Linked DNA regions of Homo sapiens: regions 1 and 3 are each linked to region 2. A link is a contact called in ENCODE Hi-C or POLR2A ChIA-PET data. All regions are on one chromosome and are shown on one strand. Each heading gives the region's core, a stretch centred on a gene start or an enhancer-like site at or near the end of the contact. The rest is flanking DNA. Distances are from core to core; before and after follow the strand shown. Region 1 holds the start of STK25 (serine/threonine kinase 25). Region 2 overlaps THAP4 (THAP domain containing 4). Region 3 overlaps FARP2 (FERM, ARH/RhoGEF and pleckstrin domain protein 2).

Region 1 (3,903 bases), core at 516-3,015, 100 kb before region 2:
ACCTTAGTCATGTAAGTTACCAGATACAGAATGCCAAAAGCAAACCAAAAATCTGTTAGCTTAATTCAGCAACAGTCAGCAAGCCCCAGTCTCATCTGTGACCACGCAGGTCCAGGTTGCCTGGCCCAACAGCTGCACATGGTGTTCCGGGTCTCTAGGCTGGTCCGGTTTCCTCCAAAGCAGCCCTGACTCCAGTTCCTGCCCCTACGCGAACAGACGCCCTTCCTGTTCCACTGCAGGCCCAACTCTCCATTCAGCACATAGGAGTGAACAAGGAGGGCCACACATTTTAGCGGCGATTCCAACGCCTTAGGTAGAGCCAAGGCATCAAGGAGAATAAAACCGAACAGCTAAGATGTAAGAAAACCCAGCGGCCAGAGTCAAAAAAGTGGGGAGGGGTAGAGAATGCAAGTCCCCAGGCCCCAGGTTGGCTGACCCCACCCTCCTTCCCCGGCAAGCCCTTTGGCACCAGCAGCTGGTCCTCATTCCAGGCTAAGGGCTCGCCGTAGTGGCTCCCTCCGAGGCTGTCCCACCAGACGCTTAAAGGTGGCTCCATAGTGGAAACGACTTCTTTAAAGAAGAAAGATGAGTCTCATGTTCGGGCAACCGCCCGTCGCAGGGGTTAAACGGTCCTGACAGAGCAGCCTTTTCACCCTCCCCTGGGCCAAAGCACACACGTGTTCTCTGCTTTCCCTGCACACCGGCCACTCAGATCTGCTTCTCCACAATCTCAGCCCCTCAGCGCCCGCCAGGGTCTCCCCTACAGCCCCTGCCCAGCCCAACACGGCCAGAATGACCCGCGGCCCAGGCCGAGGCCGCAGGGTGGCCCCCGACCTTCCACTGCCTTCGGATGCTGACATGAGGTTCCCGCCCCGCGCTGGGGGCAGCGCCCCGTCCCTGCGCCGGTGTCTCTTCACGCACCTCCACCGCCCTCGCACAGGCGGAGCCACCAGGGGCTCGGTTTCTAGAGGCCTGCGAGCTTCTGCCACGCAAAACGCCACAGGCACACGGCAGAGCCCCGGGGCCGCCCTGCGCCCACCTCAGGACGGCTCCGCTGGTCGCACGACGCGCGCTCCTTCCCTCACCCCACTGCCCGCTCCGGCGTGGCGCTCCCCTCTGAACCCCCAGGAGACTCTGGAGCCCCTCGGTGAGAGGCCGCTAGTCTTCCTGACCTGCACCCTTCTCACCTGGTTGGCAAATCCCCGGAGGTGAGCCATGGCCGCGCCGCCTCAGACCCTCCGCCAGCAGCCCCAGGAGGCGTCTGGATCCCGCGGAGAGGCGCGGAGCCGGCTAGCTCGCCCCTGCGGCGTCAGTCCACTGCGAGGGACACCAGGGGCGCTCGGTGCCCAGTTCAGTCATCTGAGACCGACCTCCGGGGCGGCGGGCTCCATGGGTGGGGGGGGGCCCAGGAGACCCCCCAGGCCGCCGGGGCCCCGCCACGCCCGGGCCTAACGCCCAGGCTCCCGGGGGCTCGCCGCCCCTCCCGTCGCCGCCCCCACCTCTTCCAAGGCAGCTTCCTCCCGGTGCCCCCGCCCCGGTGTCCCCGCCACCGAGCCCCGCCCCGGGCCCCTCCCTCTGCCCCCTCCCCAATCGCCGCAAGCGCCCCGCCCGGCAGCGCGCCCACCTCCGCGGGGCTCCATCCCGGCCTCCCCCGGCCCGCTCTGCAGCGCCCGCGAAGGCTCCCACCCGCAGCCTCTGTTCGCCCGGGGACCCCGGGCCTCCCAGCCCGCGAAGCAACGGTGGTGGCGGCAGCGACCGGAGAAAGCCCGGAGGCGACGGCGAGGGCGGTGCTCGGCGTCGCGGCCCGCGCACGGCTCTCTGGGACCCCGAGTCCCACCGCCCACTCCGGGCCCGGAAGCCTGCTGGCGTTGGACTACAAGTCCCGGCAGGCTGCGCGAGAGGGGGCCGGGGCTCGCATGCGCGCCGCGAGGCTCTCTGGGACCCCTAGTCCTGCTCCCGAAAGGTTTGGACTGCGTCTCCCGGCAGGCCGCGCGCCTGGGCGGGCGGGGCACGTGGTCGTTGTCGCGTCGCGCCCTCCCTGCCTCGCCCTCGCGGGTCTTCTGCGTTTGCTGGCGCCTGCCAGGCGTCGTCTCCGACGTTACGGCGGCCGCGCGGCCCTCTCCCTTGGGCTCTGCCCTGCGCAGCCCTGGTTCGAGCGGGCCAGTGAGGCCCGGCGCCCTCCCCGCCTCGCCACGAGGATCCACCGCGGCCGCCCAGGCTTCTAGCCTTGTCGTCACGGCACGGAGATAAGCCCGCGCTGGCCACATCGCGAAGCCCCTGTTCGTACTGAGACCCCGCCCGGGATCACGCGCACAGGCCAGGGCGCACCAGGCCTTGGAGAAGCTACCGGCACAGCCCATTCCTTGGGCGAGTTGCTTCGCCTCTCCTGCCTCAGTTTCCTTACCTGTCAAGGGGTGGTCATAGGACGTCCTTGGTCACACCGTTGTGGGACCCACCTGGGCTAGAGCGCGGGACGCGCCCAGGACAGTGACTGCTGCTGGAAGCCGTCATGGCACTCCCCAGGGTCCGGGAGGGACTTGCAGATCCCAAGGCTACCTGGTGCGTCCCCGTGCCCCGTGGGCCGCCAGGTCATAGTGCCCCCTGTGTGCATTCCCCTAGTGCACCGCAGGGATCCCCACCTGTCCGGTGAGGAAGATTTGTCCCTCCTGCATACTGTGTCCACCCTTACAGGCCCTCACTCTCCATGATGGCTCAGCACAGGTGACTATCCTGACCTCCTCACATCCCTCCTTCTTCGAGAGGGTTCTGGCGTTTCTCTCTGCTCCCTGGTGCGTGTCTTCTCATGGTGCACTGCCGAGTCCTTTAAGAAGCTATGCTTCCCTGTCATGCGTCCAGGACAGCCCCTTGAACCCCTCCTGGGTCCGCATCTCTCATCACCCCTGCTTCTTTACGTACTGACTTGGCTTTGTTTGTGCTTTGACTCCCCAGGAGAAAGTGGGCTTCCTGCAAGCGGAGCTGTGCCCAGGACCATGCCAGCCCACGGCAGGCGCTCAGTAATGTTTGTTGAATGAATGTGTAAATGCATGAAGATAATATATGTATTTAATGCATGTAAATAGATGCCTGCTGCATCTCTGGCCTTCGTGTGGTCAGTAATCGCTGCACTTTTCCGAAGTGCCTAGAAGAGGCTGGGAGCAGTGGCTCACACCTGTAATCCCAGCACTTTGGGAGGCTGAGGCAGGCAGATCACTTGAGGTTGGGAGTTCGGGGCCAGCCTAGCCAACATGGTGAAACTTCATCTCTACTAAAAATACAAAAATTAGCCAGGCATGGTAGTGCGTGCCTGTAGTCCCAGCTACTAGGGAGGCTGAGTCAGGAGAATCGCTTGAACCTGGGAGTTGGAGGTTGCTGTGAGTCAAGATCATGCCACAGTACTCCAGCCTGGGAGACCGAGCAAGGCTCTGCCTCAAAAAACAAATTAATAAAAGTGCCTAGAAGAGTTTTTCAGCCTTTGCCTGCTTTTGGCCAATTGTTAACCCTTTGCTCCTGGCTGCTGTCTTGCTAAGCTGCCGTCCGGACGTGATCATCACCATGTCTTTTCCTGCATTGACCTTCCAGGCCCTTCATCCCGTTTCTCTTGTTTTCCATTTCTTTTTTGTTGTTGTATACTTCTGTTATTCTTCGGGGTTTTTGTTTGTTTGTGTGTTTGTTTTGAGACGGAGTCTCACTCTGTCTCCCAGGCTGGAGTGCAGTGGTGCGATCTTGGCTCACTGTAACCTCCGCTTCCCAGGTTCAAGCGATTCTCCTGCCTCAGCGTCCTGAGTAGCTGGGATTATAGGCGTGCGCCACCACCCCCGGCTAATTTTTGTATTTTGAGTAGAGACGGGGTTTCATCATGTTGGTCATGTTGGTCAGGCTAGTCTCAAACTCCTGACCTCGTGA
Region 2 (3,921 bases), core at 1,274-3,773:
CAGGCCCGCGCAAGCAGAAGACGGACTGATGGGGACAGGATTGGACTGACCCCCAGTGTCTCCTCCAGGCCCGCGCAAGCAGAAGACAGCTGACGGGGACAGGATCAGGACTGACCCCCGGCGTCTCCTCCAGGCCCGCAAAAGCAGAAGACAGACTGATGGGGACGGGATCAGGACTGACCCCCAGTGTCTCCTCCAGGCCCGCGCAAGCAGAAGACGGACTGACGGGGACAGGAGTTCTTGGAACCATCGCAGCTTCTGAAATTACACAACCTTTGGATTATAAATTCCAGGAAGTCTGGGAAAAGAAGATCGGGGGAAAGGAAAGCAAAGGCTCTGGGGGTGGAGGAGACCACGTCCAAGAACAGCTTGGAACCAAGGAGGGCCGCACATGTGGCCTGGCCCAGTGGCCGAGCCCTGGGGCCCAGAGTGAGAACCGAGGGTGGAGAGCAGGTAATGAGCACTCTGCCTGCTGGCTGCACAGGGCAAACATAGGTGACCTGAAGCAGGAGAGTGGGAGAGTCCGCTCCTTTTCCAGACTGGCCTGTGGTCTTTCAGTATTTCCTTTTTTGTTTTTCTTAAATGATGATTTAAAAATTTTTTATATCAGTATTTCCTCCTCAGACTCCCGGTGAAAAGTGGGAAGGTGAGGATGGGAATATTTGGACTTCAATAAAACTTTCCTAATTAGACAATAAGAGAATTTTTAAATCAAGATTTTCGTTGCAATCTTTCACGGAGATAAGGAATAGAAGCTTCTGAATCCAATGTGTGGCCTCTGGAACGAGGCTTGTGATCTATCATAGCTGATCAATTCTTTCATCATTCAACGTGCTGGACACTCTTCCAGGGAGAAGCTGACGGAACAGTCATACATCCCTACGGAGCATACATCCTAGCGAGGGCAGACAATACACAAGAAATGAGTGAATGATGCAGAACTGAATGTACATTAGGAGATGAGGCAGAAAGGGAGACAGGGCTGTTGGGGCACTGTGAAAACCTACCCAAAAGGGACAAGGACACCCTCCCTGAGAAGTGTGCACAGACCAGGCAGGGGATCAGGGTCCCTGCAGCTACCCTGGAGAAGAGCAGACCAGGTGGAAGTGCCAGAGACGGAGGTCCTGGGTACGTAGGCCTGGTCTTGCTGGAGAGGAACAGGAGGCCAGTGTGGCCAGGGGAAGGAGATCCTCACCCCTCGGAAGGGCCGTGACCTTGACTCTGAGCAGACAGAAGCCCTCGAGAAGGCTGAGTGGGAGGGACGAGGTCTCTGACTGCAACCACAGGAAGCCAGGGAGGGCAATGGCAAAAACCCTTGTGGCAGAGGAGGGTGGCCTGGGCCAGGTGGCCGTGGTGGAGGCAGTGGAAAGGACCTAGCTTCTGGATCTATCTTGAAGGCAGAGCCACCCGGATGTGCTGATGGTTTGGATGTGAAACACGTAAGAAAAGATGGTAACGGAGGTTTCTGGCCTGAGCAATTGAGAAGACAAGTTACCATTAATGGAGAAAAGGAAGAATGAGAAGAACCTTGGGAGGTGTGAAACAGCAAAACTCAGTCACCTGGGATAGCCCAAGTCCTAAGATGGGCTAAACAAACACCATAATTTCTCAGACAGCCAGCTATAGCCTTGGAGACCTTTCAGTTTGGTAGACTTTATCCAGCTCAGCACTGAAAAGAAAGAGGCTTTGGGCCGGGCGCAATGGCTCACTGAACCTGTAATCCCAGCACTTTGGGATGCCGAGACGGGCAGATCACCTCAGGTCAGGAGTTTGAGACCAGCGTGGCCAACGTGGTGAAACGCTGTCTCTATTAAAAATACAAAAATTAGCCGGGCGTGGTGGCACACGCCTGTAATCCCAGTTACTCGGGAGGCTGAGGTACAAGAATTGCTTGAACCCGGGAGGCGGAGGTTGCAGTGAGCCGAGGTCGTGTCACTGCTCTCCAGCCTGGGCGACAGAGACGTTTTCTCAAAAAAAAAAAAAGAAAGAAAGAGGCTTTGCAAACCTCAGGTTTTTGGGCCGGCTCTCTGGCCTGTGCGGAGCACACCCCACAGCGACTGCCACGGGGCTCTGGCTCTCCTGGGACCGGGTGGACCCACTTCCACTGGTGAGCGCAGCCTGCATGGGAGCTGAACCCTGTGGGAAGCGGCACCCCGGGCGCTGGGGAGCAGCGATCCAGAGTCCAGGTTCTGAGCTGCTGCACCGGGGCCGCGATCTCCACCCCTCACGCCCGAGTCCCCGGCACGGCCACCACCGGCCCCTGGGTCCCGAGGGCCCCGAGGAAGAGGCCAAGGGGCCTGGCGGCGCCCCCCAGGGTCCCAGTGGAACAGGGGCACCAGGGCCGCGGCGCCGGGCATGGCCTTCACACTCCCCACGAGGCAGGACAGCCCCGGGCTAGGGTGAGGGGCACGCGCCGCAAGTCCTGCCTCTGCTCCCGGGCGGCCCCCTCCAGCCTCCGCCGGCCCCGCCCCGGAAGCGCAGCCCCGCCTCAGGCGCCGCATCTCCGCCCTCTCTTGCGCCTGCGGGACCGGGAGGGCCGCGCTCGCCCCCCAGCGCCAGGGTCACGCCACCGCGCCCTGTTTGGGGAGCGGCAGAGGAGTCAGGGCGGAGGCTGGGCGGCGCTGGGCGGTGGGGCGCGCTCACTGGCTGCCACCTCACCTAGCAGGCGTCACAGGGCTCACTCAAGAGCTCCAGCAAGAGCAGAGGCGGGAGCCTCGCCAGCCCCTCCACAGACCACAGCGACCGCGCCCCTCGGCCCGGAGGCCCCGCCCTCCCCACTCCTGCTTCCCCAGCCACGGGGTCTTCTCCCGGCCCCTCATCTACTTGGCAGACGCCTCTCACCGGCAGCCTCTGCCTCCCCCTGGTCTTTCCCTCCCACCACCCACCGTGGAGTCCTCTCCGGGAGGCCCTGTCCTCCATCCAGCGCTCCTCAGAGGGGACCGGAGAGGAGGCGCTCCTTAAATGGGGAAGAAAGACGGACAGAGCCAGGGACAGCGAGAGACGGGACGGGGACAGAGACACAGAGACAGAGAGACAGGGCCAGAGAGACACGGGGATGGGGCCAGAGACGGGGCCAGAGACAGAGACACAGAAAGGGATCTTACTCTTTCTTCCCTTAAAACCAGCTTCTGGGGGTCTCCGAGGGGGACTCTCAGGTAAGTAACAATATTATCACCTTCCCTCCCAAGAATTAAAAAAAACAAAAATAACGAAAAAACCTTTTCCCTGAACTTGATTTTGAGGGAAAATAGGTCACAGATACAACCCACAGCCACCAAAACACACATACGGATGCTGTGAGAAGTGGTGGGTCAGTGCCTCGCTGGAGGACAGGAGGGGCCTCTGGGAGCTGGGGGGGTGGCCCCTGAGAAGCCTCAGGGTCTGGCCTGGCTCAGAGGCCTGGGGCGGAGTGGGGAGCCCTGGACTTGGGAAGCCTGGAGGCTCTTCTGGCCCCCGCTCTGCCACAGGGAGCTCCTGCAAACAGCAGGCCCAGGGCACCCCACGCGTCTGCCCAGGACACCCCAGGTGTTCGCCCAGGTGCTGAAGGCCCAGGCTGGCCTCCATGCAGGGTTACCCACCACCCGCCATAGAGAAGTAATGCGCCACTCCGAAAGAAAGGGGTGCTGCCGGCTGGACGCAGTGGCTCACGCCTATAATCCCAGCACTTTGGGAGGCCAAGGCGGGTGGATCATCTGAGGTCAGGAGTTCGAGACCAGCCTGGCCAACATGGTGAAATCCCATCTCTACTAAAAATATAAAAAACTAGCCGGGCGTGGTGGCGGGTGCCTGTAGTACCAGCTACTAGGGAGGCTGAGGCAGGAGAATGGCATGAACCCCGGAGGCACAGGTTGCAGTGAGCCGAGATTGTGCCACTGCACTCCAGCCTGGGTGACAGGGTGAGACTCTGTCTCCAAAAAAAAA
Region 3 (3,609 bases), core at 813-3,312, 120 kb before region 2:
GAATGGTCGTATGGGCACTTGAAGTTCCGTTTCTACTGAATGCTTATCACTTTCACACCATCATAAAGTTGAAAAATCAGGGCCTATCAGGGTCAGCTCTGGCTGTCTTTTCCTTGAGGGTTTCTATCCTTAGTATGGGCTCAGGAAGTTCTTCCCCATGCCAATATTATATTGGCACCTTTTAATGGTTTCAGTTTTCTCATTTAATTAATCTCCCTAGAATTTGTTTTTTTACTTTTTTGGTTTTTTTTTTTTTTTTTTTAGATGGAGTCTTGCTCTGTGTCCCAGGCTGGAGTGCCCAGGCACGATCTCGGCTCACTGCAAACTCCGCCTCCTGGGTTCACACCATTCTCCTGCCTCAGCCTCCCAAGTAGCTGGGACTACAGGTGGCTAATTTTTTGTATTTTTAGTAGAGACGGGGTTTCACCGTGTTAGCCAGGATGGTCTCGATCTCCTGACCTTGTGATCCGCCCGCCTCGGCCTCCCAAAGTGCTGGGATTACAGGTGTGAGCCACCGTGCCTGGCCTAGAATTTGTTTTGATAGATATTAGATTGAGATGTAACATTTCTCCCCATTATTTGTTGAATCCTTCATTTTCTCACTGATCTCAGACTTTATCAAATGGAAGCCTGTGTCTTTGCACTCGAGTTCTTTCTGGGCATTCTGCTCCATTCCTGTCTGTCCAGCATCAGTCCACTCTCTCTCATTAGTGGTGTCATATGAGATAGTCACTGTTTGGTGAACACATTCCATCCCTTATTCTGCCTCCTTTTAAAAAAGATTCTTTGCTATTCTCAAGCATTTAATTCTTCCAAGTAATCTTCTAAGTCATTGGACAAATTCCTTACAAAAACACCATGGAGATTTCAGTTGAAATTGCATTAAATTTTTGTGTTAACTTACGGGAAGACTAACATCTGGACAATGTTTTGCCTGCCCTTGCTTATGTTGATTCAGATTTTTGATGTCCAGTGAGAGGCTTGGTTGGTGTATCAGGCTCTGCACAGGGAAGCTGTCCATTCTGTGGAGTTGTTGGTAACTGGCTGGTCCTGGGGACAGAGAACTGGCCCTCGTTCCTGACTGTTAAGGGAAGGATGATGGCTCTTGGCTTGAAAAGATCATCTTTATCATGTTAACACAGTTTCCTTCTGTTTCTAAGAGGTATTATCAGAAATAACACCTTGGATTTTGGCAAAGGCATTTTCAGCATGTAGAGAATGGATTTCCCTTTTTCTCTTTGACTTCTGATAGGATGAATGTTATCAATCAGCTTTCTAATGCCGAACGATCCTTGCATTCCCCAAACAACCTTACTTGATCGTGGGACAATTCCTTGTTACATGCTTTTAGATTAGATTTGGTAATATTTTATTTTGCAATTATTTCATCTAACTACTTAAAATTAAAATTAATCCACAGTGGGTTTTCTTTGAATCTAGCTCTGTTAGGTTTTGGTCTTTGGTTCATAAATGAATTGTCCAACTCCCTTTTGGATAATCAAAATGCTCAACATTTTTTCCTTTGCTTGATTTTCAGCTAATAGTGCTGGACCCCCCGGTGAGTATTTGGGTGCCCTCTGGCCCATGGCTCACCCCCTGGGGTGCAGCTGCCATGGCGCAGGGATACCAGTGTCCTCCTTGGCCTCTTGTAGAGTCTGTGTGCACTTGGACAGCACTGGGCTTCCAAGCCCCACCTAGCATTGCCAGCAGTCACCTTGTGTCCTGCTCAGGCTTAGGCTGTCAGTTCCTTCTTGGCCACAAGACTTGGACCGTTTCTCCCACCCACAGGTGGAAGAAAGTGATAACGAGTGGTCTGTTCCACACTGTTTCACCATCTACGCGGCTCAGAAAACAATCGTGGTGGCAGCCAGGTAAGGGTCTTCCATGTCTCCATCCTGAGCAGCCCTGGATGGAGGGGTGGGGACTTCCTCGCCATGAGCCTCTGAGTCCTCTGAGCTGTGAGGAGCCATGTAGCCTCATGGGGTTGTGCCCCCTTTGACTCTGAGCTCTGCTTCCAAGTCACACAACCAAAGGAGCAGCCTCGCCCTTGTCAGGGGCAGGGCTGCTTGCCAACCTGACAACACCCCACAAGTGGCAGGCCCCAGTGCTGTGGAGCCGCTCCCTCTGCCCTCCGGTTCACAGTGCCTCCAAAGACAGGACGGGTGAGTGGGCAGGCTCCTGTGGTCTCCCAGGGCACAGGCGCTTCCCCAACCCTCACGTCAAGAAGTGCCAGCAGCTAGTGGTCAAAGCCCCAACAGGGCAGCTTACACCCAGCCCAGCCAAACACTGCCTCCCAGTCCCAGTGTGGTATAGACTCACATGAGGCAGCCCAGGCTATGGCACAGAATCAAGTGGAAACAGCTCCCTCCTCCCCAGATAAGATCAACAGAAGGATGACACTGAGCTCATTTGGCGGCCAGGATGCAGGGGCCCCTGCATGGTCACCAGCACCACACTGTGCTCTGTGAGGAGTCTCAGCTCTGACTCTGCAGCGCCCTGGCCAGCATCAGAGCACAGGGCACTCAGTTCCCACCAGGAAATGCTCACTTAATCATGAACCAGGGCCAATCTTGCATTTCAGCATCACAGATGTAGAGAACATCATTTCAGGAACAAATACCCCTGCAGACCCCCTGTTCTAGGACCGGGGCCCTGCCCTGGCACCCACAACCCTGTCACAGCACCCTGGAGGTCAGGCTGATGCAGGTCCCTCCCAGCTCTCCTCCCTGCTATTCTCGCTGGAGGGGACACGTTTCCCAGTCCTCTCACCAGGCAGGACAAAGCAGAATGTGAGAGAACAGGTGCCCTGACGGCTCGCCCTCCCTTGAGGGCTGGGGCCCTACACAAGGAAGAGCAGAGCCACTGAGCCTTGCCCTTCTCCCTGCAGCACTCGGCTGGAGAAAGAGAAGTGGATGCTGGACCTGAACTCCGCGATCCAAGCAGCCAAGAGTGGCGGTGACACGGCCCCTGCACTGCCAGGCCGCACTGTGTGCACTCGTCCCCCCAGTGAGTGCTGGCCACAACCCCCCAGGAGACCTCCACTACACCTAAGGAGGCTTTTTTTGGAAACTGTTTTCCTTGGTCCCCATTGGCCCGCTAAGTTCCCACACAATCCCCTTCCACAAGGAATGTTCCAGGCTACGCCTCATGCCTGGGCGGGAAGAGGTGTCAATCAGCTGCTCTGGCAGAAGCACCTGTAGTTTTGCTCTCAGCCAGCAGCTGGCCTAGCACCAAGGGCTCCCCATTTCCCCAGGACCCCCGAGAGGAACCCAAGGGGTGGAAGTATTTGGCAAGCAGAGGCCACAGGGGGTTCCCCCTGAGACGCTGCTGACTTCTCCCCAGGATCCCCCAACGAGGTATCTCTGGAGCAGGAGTCAGAAGATGATGCTCGGGGTGTCCGCAGCTCCCTGGAGGGGCATGGCCAGCACCGGGCCAACACCACAATGCACGTGTGCTGGTACCGGAACACCAGCGTGTCCAGGGCAGACCACAGTGCAGCTGTCGAGGTACGACCGCATGAGCACCACCTCAGTGCATCTGGAATGTTCCCAGCTGTCTCTGCACTTGGCTGCTGAGGAGGGGACCTCAGGAGGGTACCAGCAGGCAGGC

The links. A loop is a pair of places that touch in the nucleus more often than their neighbours do. ChIA-PET counts read pairs that join two places held with the same protein, here RNA polymerase II (POLR2A). Pooled maps may share reads with other maps.
Region 1: a loop to region 2 is called in a map of ascending aorta, with 4 times the contacts of the local background. The contact joins the promoter of STK25 here to the enhancer-like site in region 2. A Hi-C loop is called at or near these places in 44 of 168 maps with a recorded cell type or tissue (B cell, CD14-positive monocyte, CD4-positive, alpha-beta T cell and 26 more), 37 of 37 single-sample maps with no recorded cell type and 38 of 50 pooled maps. POLR2A ChIA-PET finds 5 or more read pairs at or near these places in 4 of 52 experiments (H1, Panc1, RWPE1 and 1 more).
Region 3: a loop to region 2 is called in a pooled map, with 2.1 times the contacts of the local background. The contact joins two enhancer-like sites. A Hi-C loop is called at or near these places in 2 of 50 pooled maps. POLR2A ChIA-PET finds 5 or more read pairs at or near these places in 2 of 52 experiments (HepG2 and Panc1).

What each region holds. Positions count from the first base shown.
Region 1 is chr2:241,506,819-241,510,721 of GRCh38, forward strand. STK25 (serine/threonine kinase 25) reads right to left here and starts at 1,766. Exons shown (of 12, transcript NM_001271977.2): 1 at 1,625-1,766; 2 at 1,188-1,317. The coding sequence starts at 1,217. LOC107985788 (a long non-coding RNA gene) reads left to right here and starts at 2,054. Exons shown (of 2, transcript XR_001739177.2): 1 at 2,054-2,279; 2 at 2,620-3,077. RefSeq lists an enhancer at 591-640 and silencers at 1,071-1,120, 1,401-2,170.
Region 2 is chr2:241,607,813-241,611,733 of GRCh38, forward strand. All of the region lies in intron 2 of THAP4 (THAP domain containing 4), which reads right to left. Among named protein-coding and RNA genes, the nearest start is that of THAP4, 27 kb to the right of the region's middle. RefSeq lists enhancers at 652-821, 1,728-2,229, 2,230-2,730, 2,947-3,467 and a silencer at 2,180-2,749. Within about 2 kb of position 2,524, at least 21 of the 41 ENCODE cell types and tissues checked have a DNase peak (open chromatin) inside an H3K27ac peak, as active enhancers do; they include ascending aorta, gastrocnemius medialis, heart right ventricle and 3 more, where a contact is called at or near this core.
Region 3 is chr2:241,488,174-241,491,782 of GRCh38, forward strand. FARP2 (FERM, ARH/RhoGEF and pleckstrin domain protein 2) reads left to right here. Exons shown (of 27, transcript NM_014808.4): 22 at 1,789-1,871; 23 at 2,888-3,006; 24 at 3,343-3,506. Among named protein-coding and RNA genes, the nearest start is that of MIR3133, 12 kb to the left of the region's middle. RefSeq lists enhancers at 2,039-2,552, 2,553-3,068. Within about 2 kb of position 2,063, at least 2 of the 41 ENCODE cell types and tissues checked have a DNase peak (open chromatin) inside an H3K27ac peak, as active enhancers do.